2 separate regions of the Homo sapiens genome follow, and region 1 is linked to region 2. A link is a contact called in ENCODE Hi-C data. All regions are on one chromosome and are shown on one strand. Each heading gives the region's core, a stretch centred on a gene start or an enhancer-like site at or near the end of the contact. The rest is flanking DNA. Distances are from core to core; before and after follow the strand shown.

Evidence for each region. A loop is a pair of places that touch in the nucleus more often than their neighbours do. Pooled maps may share reads with other maps.
Region 1: a loop to region 2 is called in a pooled map, with 7 times the contacts of the local background. The contact joins the promoter of TCHP here to the enhancer-like site in region 2. A Hi-C loop is called at or near these places in 5 of 50 pooled maps.

What each region holds. Positions count from the first base shown.
Region 1 is chr12:109,895,331-109,902,636 of GRCh38, forward strand. TCHP (trichoplein keratin filament binding) reads left to right here and starts at 4,944. Exons shown (of 13, transcript NM_001143852.2): 1 at 4,944-5,096. RefSeq lists enhancers at 4,667-5,507, 5,508-6,348 and a silencer at 5,165-5,274.
Region 2 is chr12:109,514,080-109,520,553 of GRCh38, forward strand. UBE3B (ubiquitin protein ligase E3B) reads left to right here. Exons shown (of 28, transcript NM_130466.4): 19 at 2,686-2,805. Among named protein-coding and RNA genes, the nearest start is that of UBE3B, 40 kb to the left of the region's middle. Within about 2 kb of position 4,837, at least 15 of the 41 ENCODE cell types and tissues checked have a DNase peak (open chromatin) inside an H3K27ac peak, as active enhancers do.

The sequences.
Region 1 (7,306 bases), core at 3,694-6,193, 380 kb after region 2:
TCCCAGGTAGCTGGGACCACAGGTGTGCACCATCACACCCGATTAATAAAAAAAAAAATTTGGGTGGAGATGGGGTGGGGGGTCTCTCTATATTGCCAGGCTGGTCTTAAATGCCTGGGTTCAAGCGATCCTCCTCGGCCTCCCAAACAAAGTGTTGGGATTACAGGTGTGAATGACCTCACCTGACCCCATTGTTATTTTTTTAAAACACAAAGCTGGGGCTCTGAGAAGCAGCCTAGTAGCCCCAGGGTCTTTGAGCCCACCTGTCTACTTCTGCGGTCTTGTCTTCAGGTGGGGTGGGGTGTGAAGCAAGAAGCTGGAGTGGTTGGTGTTGAAATGTCATACCTTCACAACGGTACCTGCTAATTAAATGATGGCATTGTGCGGCTTCCAGTACTGTCATGTTTCATCTAATGGAGAGCGGCTCCCATAGTGTCACCCCCTCTCCCTGTTCTTGTTTTCTTCTCCCATGCTAGGATACCTAAAATCACAAGTCCTGGAGCAGCTCCAACCTGCGGGTTCCTACCAGGGCTTTCCCTCTCAGCCCCCTGCACGCCGTAGTCATTGACCTGTCATTGAATATTTCATATTGCCAAATTCTTTGTATGTTCACATTTGCAGGCCTCTTTTTTTTGAGATGGAGTCTCACTCTGTTGCCCAGGTTGGAGTGCAGTGGCATGATTTCGGCTCACTGCAACCTCTACCTCCCAGGTTCAAGTGATTCTCTTGCTTCAGTCTCCTGAGTAGCTGGGACTACAGGCACGCACTACCACACCTGGCTAATTTTTGTATTTTTGGTGGAGATGGGGTTTCACCATGTTGCCCAGGCTGGTCTCGAACTCCTGACCTCAAGTGATCCATCCGCCTTGGCCTCCCAGAGTGCTGGCATTACAGGCGTGAGCCACTGTGCCCGGCCGCAGGCCTCTTTTAAGAGCTACACTTGCAAGCCACAAGCTCCCAGAAAAACACACTGAAGAGGGATTCACAGTCTCAGAGGTTTGTTGTAAATCCTGGCTTTTATAGTCTTTGCTGTGTGACCTCAAGAGAGTTGATTCACCTCTCTGAGCCTCAGCGCCCTCATCTGCAAAATGGGGGCAGGAACAAACTCCTCCCAGGTTGGAGGGAGGCTTAAATGAGATAATATATCTCAAAGCACCTGGCACATAGCAGGTGTTCAAGAAATGCTCGTTCCTTTTCTTCTTTTTGCTTTCTCTTAACACCATAGATTCCTTTTTCCTTTGGAGGAGAAGAAAGTACTCAAAATAGGGGATCCATTCACTTTTTCATTCTCAACACAAATATTGATTGAGGCCGGGCATGGTGGTTCATGCCTGTAATCCCAGCGCTTTGGGAGGTTGATGCCTGAGGTCAGGAGTTCAAGACCAGCCTGGGCAACATGGCAAAACCCCAACTCTACTGAAAAAAAATACAAAAATTAGCCGGACGTGGTGGCGGGCACCTGTAATCCCAGCTACTTAAGAGGCTGAGGCAAGAGAATTGCTTGAACCTGGGAGGCAGAGGCTGCAGTGAGCCAAGTTCGCACCACTGCACTCCATCAGCCTGGGTGATAGAGTGAGACTCTGTCTCAAATATATATATAGATAGATATAGATATATAGATAGATAGATAGAGTGCTTACCACATACAAGGCATGGCATGGGGAATGCAGCAAGGAACACGATGATCCCTGCTCTTGTGTTGCAGCAAGAGGGCTTAGGCACTGGGATCAGGCAGAACTGGTTTCAAATCATGGCTCAACCACCTATCAGCTGCGGCTCCTCAGGCAAGCCATGCCACCTTTTCGAGGCTTAGTTTAGGCAATTCTAACATGGGGGCAATAAGATATCTCATAGAATGCCCAAGAGGAGCAAAGGAAAAGGCACTTGTAAAGTTGCTTAATAGCGACAGCCAGCAGCTGTGTAATCAAGAGGTTCAGAGTTGAACTGTGGGGGCCGGTGAGGATGTCTGGCCAGCAAAAGAGAATGGAGGCTGTAATCTGGGGACTTCAGGCTTCCAGGATCAGGCCACTTAGGAATGGTTGCCCTCCGGCATGCTGGTCGAGCCCTAAGCCCTAAAGTTCTGCTAGTGGAGCTTATCTGGTCATTATACAGATGAGGAAACTGAGGCCCAGAGAGTGGAAAGGCCTTGCCCAAGAGGCACAAAATCAGGATCAGGTCTCCCTTACCTTGCCCCAACTCACATATTTCTTTTTCTTTTCTTTTCTTTCTTTCTTTCTTTTTTTTTTTTGAGACAGGGACTCCCTCTGTTGCCCAGGCTGGAGTTCAGCGGTCAGATCTCGGCTCACTGCAACCTCTGCCACCTGGGTTCAAGTGATTCTCATGCCTCAGCCTCCCGAGCTGGGATTACAAGTGCATGCCACCACACCTGGCTAATTTTTGTATTTTTAGTAGAGACAAGGTTTCGCCACGTTGGCCAGGCTGGTATCGAACTCCTGACCTCAAATGATCCACCTGCCTCAGCCTCCCAAAATACTAGGATTACAGGCGTGAGCCACCACGCCTGGTCCAATTCATGTGTTTATGAAGTTCCTGTCGACAGACATTTATGTGTTGGTCTCCTTTGTTGGGTGGGCATCTCTGCTAAGTGACTGCAGTGGGCTGCTGCCACCCCTCTGCACTGGGGACACAACATGAAAGAGTGGCCATGAATTTGCCCAAGGGGGTAGGGATTAATGGGAGGGAAACTTGAGGACTCTTATGCACGCAGTGGGACAGACCCTGATTAAACAGGTGCCAACTAAAGGGGGATGTGAAGGAAGGCTCAAGTTTGGGCTCACCTGGGATGCACTGGATGCTCTACTCCTGGGCATGCTCCATTTATTCTCACACGGGCAACCCTAGAAAGCTGCACTATTTTTTGTTTTGCTTTGTTTTTTGAGACAGAGTCTTGCTCTGTTGCCCAGGCTAGAGTGCAGTGGCATGATCTTGGCTCACTGCAACCCCCGTCTCCTCGGTTGAGGCGATTCTCCTGCCTCGGCCTCCCGAGTAGCTGGGACTACAGGTGCCTGCCACCACGCCCAGCTAATTTTTATATTTTTAGTAGAGACGGGGGTTTCACCATGTGGCCAGGCTGGTCTGAAGCTCCTGACCTCAAGAGATCCGCCAGCCTTGGCCTCCCAAAGTGCTGGGATTACAGGCATGAGCCACCAGGCCCGGCCTGAAAGTTGCTCTATTTTTACTCTCATTCCATGGACTAGGAAGCTGAGGCACAGACAGATGAAGTGACCTGCCCAAGACTACACCAGCATGGTATAGCTTGAAACCTGGGCGTTCTGACTGTAGAGACCATGTTTTGAGACAGGGTCTCACTCTGTCACTCAGGCTGGAGTGCAATGGTGTGATCACGGCTCACTGCAGCCTCCTTGTCCTGAGCTCAAGTGATCCTCCCACCTCAGCCTCCCAAGTTGCTAGGACTATAGGTGTGCACCACCACAGCCTGCTAATTTTATTTATTTATTTATGTATTCATTTATTTATTTAATTTGGAGGTGGAGTCTCACTTTGTCACCCAGGCTGGAGTGCAGCAGCGCAATCTTGGCTCACTGCAACCTCTGCCTCCCAGGTTCAAGCGATTCTCCTGCCTCAGCCTCCCGAGTAGCTGGGAGTATAAGCATCTGCCATCATGCCCGGCTAATTTTTGTATTTTTAGCAGAGACGGGGTTTCATCATGTTGGCCAGGCTGGTCTTCAACTCCTGACCTCAGGTAATCCACCCTCCTGGGCCTCCCAAAGTGCTGGGATTACAGGCGTAAGCCACTGAACCCAGCTGAGGCCATGATGCTGCATCCAGGAAAAACAGAGATGAATAAAGAATGGAGAAATGAAGGGAAGAAGAAATGAAAGAATGGGAAAATGAAAGAAAAGAGAACAAACAAGTATTTTTCTTCATTTTCTTTTTAATGGAATAGTTGGCATGTAATACTTGTAGCACACGAGTTATAAAACATACTAATAGAATGAACACTTTTGAACTCACCACCAATATAAGACTATAATAGAAAGTTATCGGCCGGGTGCAGTGGCTCACTCCTGTAATCCTAGCACTTTGGGAGCCTGAGGCAGGCGCATCACGAGGTCAGGAGATCGAGACCATCCTGACCAATATGGTGAAACCCCATCTCTACTAAAATACAAAAAATTAGCTGGGCGTGGTGGCGTGCGCCTGTAGTCTCAGCTACTCGGTAGGCTGAGGCAGGGTAATCGCTTGAACCCGTAAGGCGGAGGTTGCAGTGAATCGAGATCACGCCACTGCACTCCAGCCTGGCGACAGAGCAAGACTCTGTCTCAAAAAAATAAAAAAGTTACCAATAACTTCCATCTACTTATGCCAGCAGGCCTCTGCCCAAGTTGTACATTGAACACACCTGGGGAATTTTGGAAAACACTGATACTCTCAGATGGGATTTGGGGTTTGGTTTGGGCATCTGGATTTTTTAAAGGTATCTGGATTTTTTCTTCTTTTTTTTGAGACAGTGTCTGGCTCTGTCACCCAGGCTGGAGTGCAGTGGCACAGTCATGGCTCACGGCAGCCTCGATCTCCTGGGCTCAACTGATCCTCCCGCCTCAGTCTCCCGAGTAGCTGGGACCACAAGTCCCACCATGCCCGGTTAAGTTTAAAAAATTTTTTAGAGACAGGAGTCCCTCTGTGTTGCCCAGGCTGGTATCTGGTGATTCTCACGCGCAGCCAGGTTTGAGGACCACTGACTTACATTCTCTTCCCCCTGGTTTCCACCTTCACCTTCACGTGATGGTAACCACCATCCTGAAATACGTGTAGTGCATGGACGGATTCTTTGCCTCCATGCTTCCCTATTTCAAGGAGCAGCGACGTTTGCTATTTATCTCCCGCTGGCCACGACGGGGCACCAGAGAAAAACACAGGCTCCCTACGCGCTGAAGGAGGCTTGGCCCTTGCGACGCTCCGTCGTCGGGCTCGTTGCCGGTGCAAACAGGGAGGAAACAGCCGGCGTTGCTGTAGCGCGTCTGGGAATTACACCGGGGGACTGGCCGGCCCGCTTCGTGCCTGCGGGAAGTCGGGCCGGGGGACTCTTCGGAAACTCCGAGCCTCAGAGAAATGTGAGTCGGAGGGTTGGACTAGGCCGGATCCGGCGTTAGGGCGGGGGCCCGCAGGCGGCCCGCGCGGGCGGGAACCGGGGCGGCAGTCAGCGGGCGCGAGCTCAGGGCGCCTCCGGGGTCCTCACTGCGCTCCCCACGCGCTGTGACCCCATTTGTTGCACGTGCATGTTCAGGTCGAGAGAGGGATGCGACGTGTTCGGGGAGCAGCCCACCTTGTGGGTGGCCAATCCGGGACGGGAATCTTAAACTTTTAACTCTTGGTGCAAAGACTGATCCACTGGCGGCTTTACGGGAGCGGGAAAAAAGTATGTGAAGCTTGCCACGGTCTCGAGACCGAGGTCACACGTTAGCAGCCTGCCGGCTACATTTGGACCATAGACGCAGAGTGTTTGCCCCCAAAACTGGAGGACCTCCAGAATGAGATTCTTGGCGTGCACCAGGCCTTTTCGCTCATTCAGCCGGCGTTCCTACCCAGGCACTGCATCGACCCTACACTTGAGGACAGCTTTTGGGTCAGGGGAATTGGTGCCTGGAGTGAGACTGCTCTCTGCTTTCAAGGCTCCAGCTGTATCCCTACATTGCTCAGGCAATTCCTCTCTCTAGGTCTCAGCTTCTTCATCTGCAAGATGAAAGGTCTGTCCTCCATGGTAGCCCAACATACTTCCGAGTGTTATTATCAGTCCCCTCCCCGGGGACTGCCAGAGCCAGGGCAGGTTGGTCCCAACAGGCAGCCCCTTGCAGCAGAGAGAGCCTGGGCTCTGGTCTCAGACGGACATGAATTAGGAACCCAGCTTGTTTATCTCCTTTACTTCCTGGCTCTGTGATCCTGAGCAAATCACTTTGTAATGCTTAACGTTGTTTTTACTAACCTTGTTTTTTAATGCCTTACCTTGTTTTTACTAACCTTGCTTTTAGACTCTTTTTTTCCCCTTAATCACCTAGCCTTGTTTCCACATGAATTAGCTCTCCCTTAGTTGAGAAAGCCGGATGAACTCCATCTGGTTCCCTCATTTACAAGACATCAAGGACTCCTTACCCACCCCTTTCCTCAAGGAGTTAACTTGTGTAAGCAGAATCTCAACATATCAAAGAGTCCAATTAACTGATAAGGTACTGAAACAAGCAATGTACGAAGTTCCCAGGATTTTGCTCAAAAGATAACACCATAAAACCTTGAGTTGGTGTCGGGCAGAGCACCCATATCTAACATTTTATGAAAGATTTAGAGCCCCTGCACCTGGAACTGTTGTTTCTCTGTAACCATTTGTCTTTTAATTGTTTCTCTGTGACTCTTTGTCCTTTTAATTTTTGCATGTTTTTACTTATGTAGAATTGTTGCATCTGAGCTCCCCTCCCCTTCCTAAACCAAAGTATAAAGGAAAATCAAGCCCCTTCCTCGGGCCAAGAGAATTTATTAGCCGTCTCTTGGGCACTGGCTAAATAAAGGACTCTTAATTTCGTCTCAAACTGTGGCGTTTCTCTAACTCGCTCGGGTACAACAACTTTACCTCTTCAACGTAAGTTTCCTTACCTGCCAAATAGCGAGGTGATTGTAAGAATGAAAAAAAGTCATATGTATTGAGTGCTTGGCACATACATGTGTTCCTTACATTATTGTCTCTGTTTAAGCACAGCATAAATGCCCCCGATGTGCCTAGTCTAGCAATCTTAGGACAATCCCTGTGTCTGTCTGTTGTGTTCCTGGTGATGGCTGGCCCACAGCTGGGTGCACGCAGTCCAGAATTTTTTATGTTTTTGTTTTTTTGAGACAGAGTCTCACTGTCACCCAGGCTGAGTGCAGTGGCGCTATCATGGCTCGCTACAGCCGTGACCTCCTGGGCTCAAGCAATCCTCCTGCCTCAGCCTCCTGAGTAGCTGGGACTACAGGCGCACCACCACTCCTGGCTAATTTTTGATTTTTTATAGAGATGAGTCTCATGATGTGGCTGGTCTCCAACTCCCGGCCTCAAGTGATCCTCCTGCCTCAGCCACCCAAAGTGTTGGGATTACAGGCATGAGCCACTGTGTCTGGCTAAGGTTTATTTGTTTTGTTTTGTTGTGTTTTGAGATGGAGTCTTGCACTGTCGCCTAGGCTGGAGTGCAGTGGGACAATCTTGGTTCACTGCAACCTCCACCTCCTGGGTTCAAGTGACTCTCCTGCCTCAGCCTCCCAAGGAGCTGGGATTACAGACGCCCACCAGCACGCCTGG
Region 2 (6,474 bases), core at 3,587-6,086:
AAGCCTCAGCTCTGCCTGGCTCACGTGCACAGCACTTCATTTTCTGCACCCTCTTACATCGCTTTTACCTGTTTATGTGTGACTCATCCCCTGGCTGGCCCTTAAGTCCTCTCTGCCTTTTGTGTTTACCCAGAAGGCCTAAGAGGTGTGGAGTGGGCAGAGGCTTTGTAGTATGGGGGCTGTGTCTGGGCTTTGGATTTCATTCCATCCCCCTGCCCACCAACTGTGTAGCCTTGGGTGAGTAAGGTCTTCATCTGTAGAATGGGGAGAATGATCCGTACCCAACTGTCCACTGCAGTCGCTGAGGTTGCCCAGCCCTTGCAGCCTGGATAAGCTTGCCTCAGACTTTCTTCCATGCCCCATAGAAATCCAGAGCCCTGTCCAGGCTTTCTGTGGTCACTTCTGTCTCTTTAGTTCTGTTTCTGTGTCTTCTGCTATCTCCACCCCATACTGGATTGACCCAGATGTAACTCGCCTTCCGCCTGTGTATCACCAAACAGCACCCCTTCAGGTGGTCATGCCAAAGATTTGGGGTCATAGGAAGTAGTTGTGTCACAAACTACACGACTCCACATGACAAACACCTGTTCTCAAAAGTCCTACAGTTCCCCTGCCATGGAGGGGAGAGGTAGGAGCACCCTTCATTCCTATCACCAGCCTCCCTCCCTGTGTCCCCAATCTGTCCCCTCTCTTCTGCATGGCCCTGGAACCTCTCAGGGCTTTTGGTTCTACTCAGAGCACGTCAGTCCTGTCACGTCTAGATCTGTCAACCAGCCTCAGCAAGATGCTTCACTGAACAGTAGTTCCTCCACTCAGTACCATCCCCTTTCTTCTTCTTTTTTTTTTTTTATTAAGACAGAGTCTCGCTCTGTCGCCCAGGCTGGAGTGCAGTGGCGCGATCTCAGCTCACTGCAAGCTCCACCTACCGGGTTCACGCCATTCTCCTGCCTCAGCCTCCCGAGTAGCTGGGACTACAGGTGCTCGCCACCACGCCCAGCTAATTTTTTGTATTTTTAGTGGAGACGGGGTTTCACCGTGTTAGCCAGGATGGTCTCGATCTCCTGACCTCATGATCCGCCCGCCTAGGCCTCCCAAAGTGCTGGGATTACAGGCGTGAGCCACCGCGACTGGCCCATCCCCTTTCTTCTTAAGGGGCTGTTGGTCATTGCTTTTTTTGTTACAATCATATTTGCCTAATAGAGTTAACATAATAATTAAATGAAAATATACTAGCACCCACTGGTATATAGTATTTCCTGTTGTTGTTACTATTATTACTGTTTTTTTGTTGTTGTTGTTGTTGTTTTGAGACAGAGTTTCACTCTTGTTGCCCAGGCTGGAGTGTGATGGTACGATCTTGGCTCACCACAACCTGCGCCTCCCAAGTTCAAGCGATTCTCCTGCCTCAGCCTCCCGAGTAGCTGGGATTACAGGCATGTGCCACCACGCCCAGCTAATTCTATATTTTTAGTAGAGTTGGGGTTTCTCCCTGTTGGTCAGGCTGGTCTCGAACTCCCGACCTCAGGTGATCCACCTGCCTCGGCCTCTCAAAGTGCTGGGATTACAGGCGTGAGCCACTGTGCCCAGCTGTTACTGTTCTTATTTGTATTTAATAAAGTTCTTGACTTTGGGGGAGATTCCCATTTTTAAAAAAACAGCTGTGGTTAGATTTATGTATTCATTCAGCTGACTTGATTTAAATGGTATTAGGGTGCTGATTCTTGAGCCCAGGATGGGGCAAAGAGTCATGCTCTTTCTAAATAGGTTTAGCAGAATCTTAAGAATAAGGAGAGAGGGTTCCTTTCAAGCAGTAATTGAGAAATATTACTGGTGGGACTGTGGTGGGCTTGAAGGCACAGAGGAGGCAGGTTGAAAGGTCAGGGAGCTTTATACTGTAGGGTCATTTTTAAATTTTCTGACAGTAGGAAAAGTTATCTTTGAATTATTTTTGTTCTTAGGATTCATAATATTGATTTCCCTTAAAGCAGGCACAGCTAGATAAAGAAGGCTCTGTAACTTGTTCTGCCACCAAGTTTTTATAGTGGATTATTGACTGAATGAGGAGGATTTTCTTTTTTCTTTTTTTTCTTTTTTTTTTTTTTTTTTTTTTGAGACAGAGTCTCACTCTGTCCCCCAGGCTGGAGTGCAGTGGCACGATCTTGGCTCACTGTAACCTCTGCCTCCTGGGTTCAAGTGATTCTCCTGCCTCAACCTCCCAAGTAGCTAGGATTACAGGTGCATGCCACCACACCCAGCTAATTTTTGTATTTTGTATTTAGTAGAGACGAGGTTTCACCATGTTGGCCAGGCTGGTTTTGAACTCCCGACCTCAGGTAATCCGCCCACCTGGGCCTCCCAGAGTGCTGGGATTACAGGCGTGAGCCCCCACGCCCAGCCTTGAGGAGGATTTTCTCGTGGGCCATTCCTAGCTGGACCCTAGCTGCAGCCAGACCACTCTTTCCGGAACGTTTTTTGCTTGTGTATTCAACAGTATTTCTAATTCCCACAAGTGTTCCAGGGAATGCTTCTGTTCTCACAGGACACTTCTAACTGGTAGCACATGTTAAGGCATCCCATTCTGCTTGCATCTCATCTAACTTCAGTTTCAGTCATTTTTGCAGAGTGTTTTTATGGAATCGTCAGTTTGCTGACCCTGTTTTCTGATCCCGCCTTTGTTCATTTTAGAGAGTTCTACTGTTTCGAACCATGGTTACCAAGGAGAAGGAGAAACTGGGGCTGGTGGAAACCAGCTCTGCCTCCCCGCATGTCACTCACATCACCATCCGCCGGTCCAGGATGCTGGAGGTGAGTGTGAAGCCTATGGAATCCTACCACAAGGAAGTGGGCCCTGCAACATGGAAGCTCTTTAGTGGACGGTCTCTGGCTTTTGAACTGTTCCTGTTACTCCTTGATCTGAAATTAAGGCTCTGGGAGCAGGAAAGGGGTCATTTGTCCTGTTGACTGCTCTGAACAGCTGCTTGGTTAAACATGTTCTCATTGCTGGAGACCCAGCAGTGTCTTCCTTTACCCCATGAGAGCTAGAGTATCCTGGGCTAGAGCATCCACCTCTTCATGTCCCTTTGAAATGAGGACAGGAGCTGCCAGTCACAGCGGCTGCACTAACACTCTCAGGTCTGTGCAAACTCCATTTGTCCCAGCAGGCACTTTGCTGAGACTCTCAACTGTGATTGTAGTATATAAGTGGAGTGGAGGTGTTACATTTACTGAGTTATGTAGAGAAATACTTTTATCACAGAGCCAGAAGTTCTTTGTAGACAGAAACTTACAAGATACCACTGAAGTGACCCACCTGAGCTAAATCCGTTGTCTGGAACTACCACTATACGGTGACTCCATGTAAATTAGAGATAGGTACCCAGTCCTCATATGTCAGAAAATTGTCACAATACATTGGTTTTGTTGGTACAAGACCGTGCCTCCAATCTGCTGGAACATGGTTGTCATAAACTTAACTACCTACGATGTCTGTGTTATCCATGCCACAGCCTCCCCTGGGCTTGTATAGTGCACAGCCTACCCATACATGCTCATCCTGCCAGCGATAGAATTGGTGACTGAGCCACAGTCCCCATTCCCTGGAGAGGCTTGGCTTCATTTATTTGCCATGTTTGCACTTCAGACCTTTTTATCACACTCCAGCTGCAGTTCCCCATGAGCCTGTCCTGTAGTGTAGGACAGTCACGGGATCCCCTGAAGTATGTGGCCAGATAGCCACCCCCACCAGCAGATGGCTTCTGGCAGCAGCTGTTCCTCCTCACGTGTCTTCATTTTCTCCCTCGGTGCATCGTACCTTGTTTGTGTCACTCCTTACTGGAGAGCTTGTTTGAGTGCCCCTGGCCACTGGTGATCAATGCCGAGAGCTGCTAGGAAGGCAGTGTGTGCTGAACAGTGGATGTTTCTGACATTCTTCAAGGTAGGCATAAGGAATTGAAGGGCCCACTGGGCCCTGCAGGCCATGTGAAGGAGTAAAGCTGGCTGAGTGGGTCTCATTACAGGAGCATTCTGTTTGCGTGCTAGACATATAGAAATAATCTCCACTTCTGCGCCCTCCTGTTCTTGAAACAGCCCTCTTGGTCTGTGTAGCTCTACTTGAGAAAAATAGCCCCCACGAGTGAGTTGATAAATGGCAACTGACACCCAGCCTCAGTGTTGGGGAGCAGTTGGAAGCACGTGCCTCCCCAGAAGAGGCCACCGCCACTCAGCTCCTCCAGACCTGCCATGTGACGAGGTGGGCTCCATAACGCTCTTGAGTTTTTAAGAGAAGGCCAAAATTCAGATCTTCCATGTTGTGAACTAATTGAACTCTGTAAAGTGCCTAGAAAGTCAGATAACACCTGTCTTTCCACCAAATTCAACCTGTGGGCCACCCATTTGCAACCTCTGCTTTTGATTCAGAAAAAGCCCAATTGTGTGGTAGGGACTCCCTTTCTAGCACTTCCCTCTGCAGACCCAGATGCATCTCCCTTGTCTCTAGAAATCCTCAGCCCCACTACCCATCACGCCTACCCAGACGTGGCCAGCACCCACCCATGGGAAGAGTCTGGGGTGGTATAGATTGCAGTATCTCCTGAGAGTGGCAGAATCCGACTCCCTTCACAAATATCATTGCTTATTGGAAATTCACTTGACATCCCAGTTACTCTGGCCCTACTTTTTAAAGCATATCCCTCAGGGATGGCAAAAGAGATGTCTGTCTTAGGCTTTAGGCAAAGTCCCTTTTCCTCTTTACTTTCCACTGGAGAAGGGGAGAGGGTTGTTCATTGTTATCCCAGTTGTCGTAATCTGGTGGCTTGGTTATTAGAATATGAGAGCCCAGGGGCCTTTGCTGGATTTGGACACAAGGGGGCGTCAGTAAGCTGATCTCAGACTCATGCTCTCCTGGGCATTGTTTCCTTTTTTATGGTTAGTATTGAGGGCTATGCTTCTCTATTAGGCTTCCAGATATTAAAGTCCTGTAGGAAGGCTCTTCTTCCCAGAGGGTGAGTTTGGGCTGGAACTCTAGTATTCAGAACCGGAAGGATCCTCAAACATACTCTTACCCAGTCCTTTCCCCTGTCTCTGTCAAAGGCAGAACTGAGGCCAGAGAACTTCAGTCAAGGTCACTTGGATATCAGTGATAGAGCTGGGCCTGGAAGCCAGGCATCCCTTTTCTAGCTCAGTATTCCCTGTGTGTGCATGTTGAGATGCAGTGAAGAAGAGGAACGCTGACTCACATTCACCTCCCAAGAGGCATGGATATAATCCTCGCATATCCACGCCAGTTCCCAGAAGGCAGGAAATGTATCACAAGAGGCAGTCCCCTCTAAACGTTTAAACAAAGAGGCTGGTGTGGAGCTGATCAAGCAAGACTGAGATTTGAATCCAGTAAACGCTCCTTGAGCTAGGCCATGTGCCACTTGCTTTCACATGTACCATCCCATTTCATCCACATAACCACAAACGCATCTACTAATGCGTGTGAAGGCTGGGGAGGCATAATTTTAAAGCAGGTTGGAGGAACTCCTGCAGGCAGACAGGAACTTGATGGAATTCTCCATCCGTTCTCATCTCAGTGCCAAGATAATTATCTTAAATTTAGGCAGAATGGTTTAAATGCTGTTACAGCTGCCTGTTGACTTCCTGTTTCTCCCTTTTGTCATCTAACTTAATGATTCTCAAACTTTATGTACATAAAAAGTCCTTCTCAGGTTTGCCTCCACAAAACTGTGCTCCTGTTCCCACATGTGACTTAGGGGTCTTGAGAGGTAATTTTCCCTTGCCCACTAACTTTGAAGCCTAACCCCTGAATCGGGGCACCATAGGATAGTCCTTTGGGGATCACTGGGTGAACATGGCAGGAAGGCAGCAAGGGTTCCCCAAAACAGGTCTCGCCACACTGGCATACTGCTCGTTTGCTTTGTGATGAGGGGACCAGACGGCAGCCGAGTGGATGCTGTGGAGACAGCCTGTCTAACCTGCGAAGCATGTGACAGTGTTACAGTTGTAGCTGAAAGGGAGAAATGTGGCATGGCCTTCATAGGACAGCAGGGTTGATTGGTCACTTGTTCCATCACAGTGTCTGAAGACATCAGTTTCACCTGGTGATTGGGCCTCTCAAGTCGGGCCAACAGACTCTTCCCTGGGCCCTGTGCTGTTCAGCACTGTTTTTATAGTCACTGCTCTGAAATAAAAACCTCAGCACCCCAAGTACTAGGAATGCATTAGATGATGGAACCAGAAGCCAGGAAGGCCTCAACAGATTAGAATCAAGAGACAAACTAAACAGATGATTTAGTAGGAGAACTCCAAAGTTGTGGTTCTGGGGCTGTGCATGTTGAGGTCTGGATGGAGTAGATGTGCTGAATGGCTGTGTCCTAACAGAGCTGACCACCAGCCAGAAGTCCAGGCCCAGCACCACCCCCACATCTCGGTCTCTGCTCCCTGCGTTGATCCCTGCCATCCACCTGCTCTGCT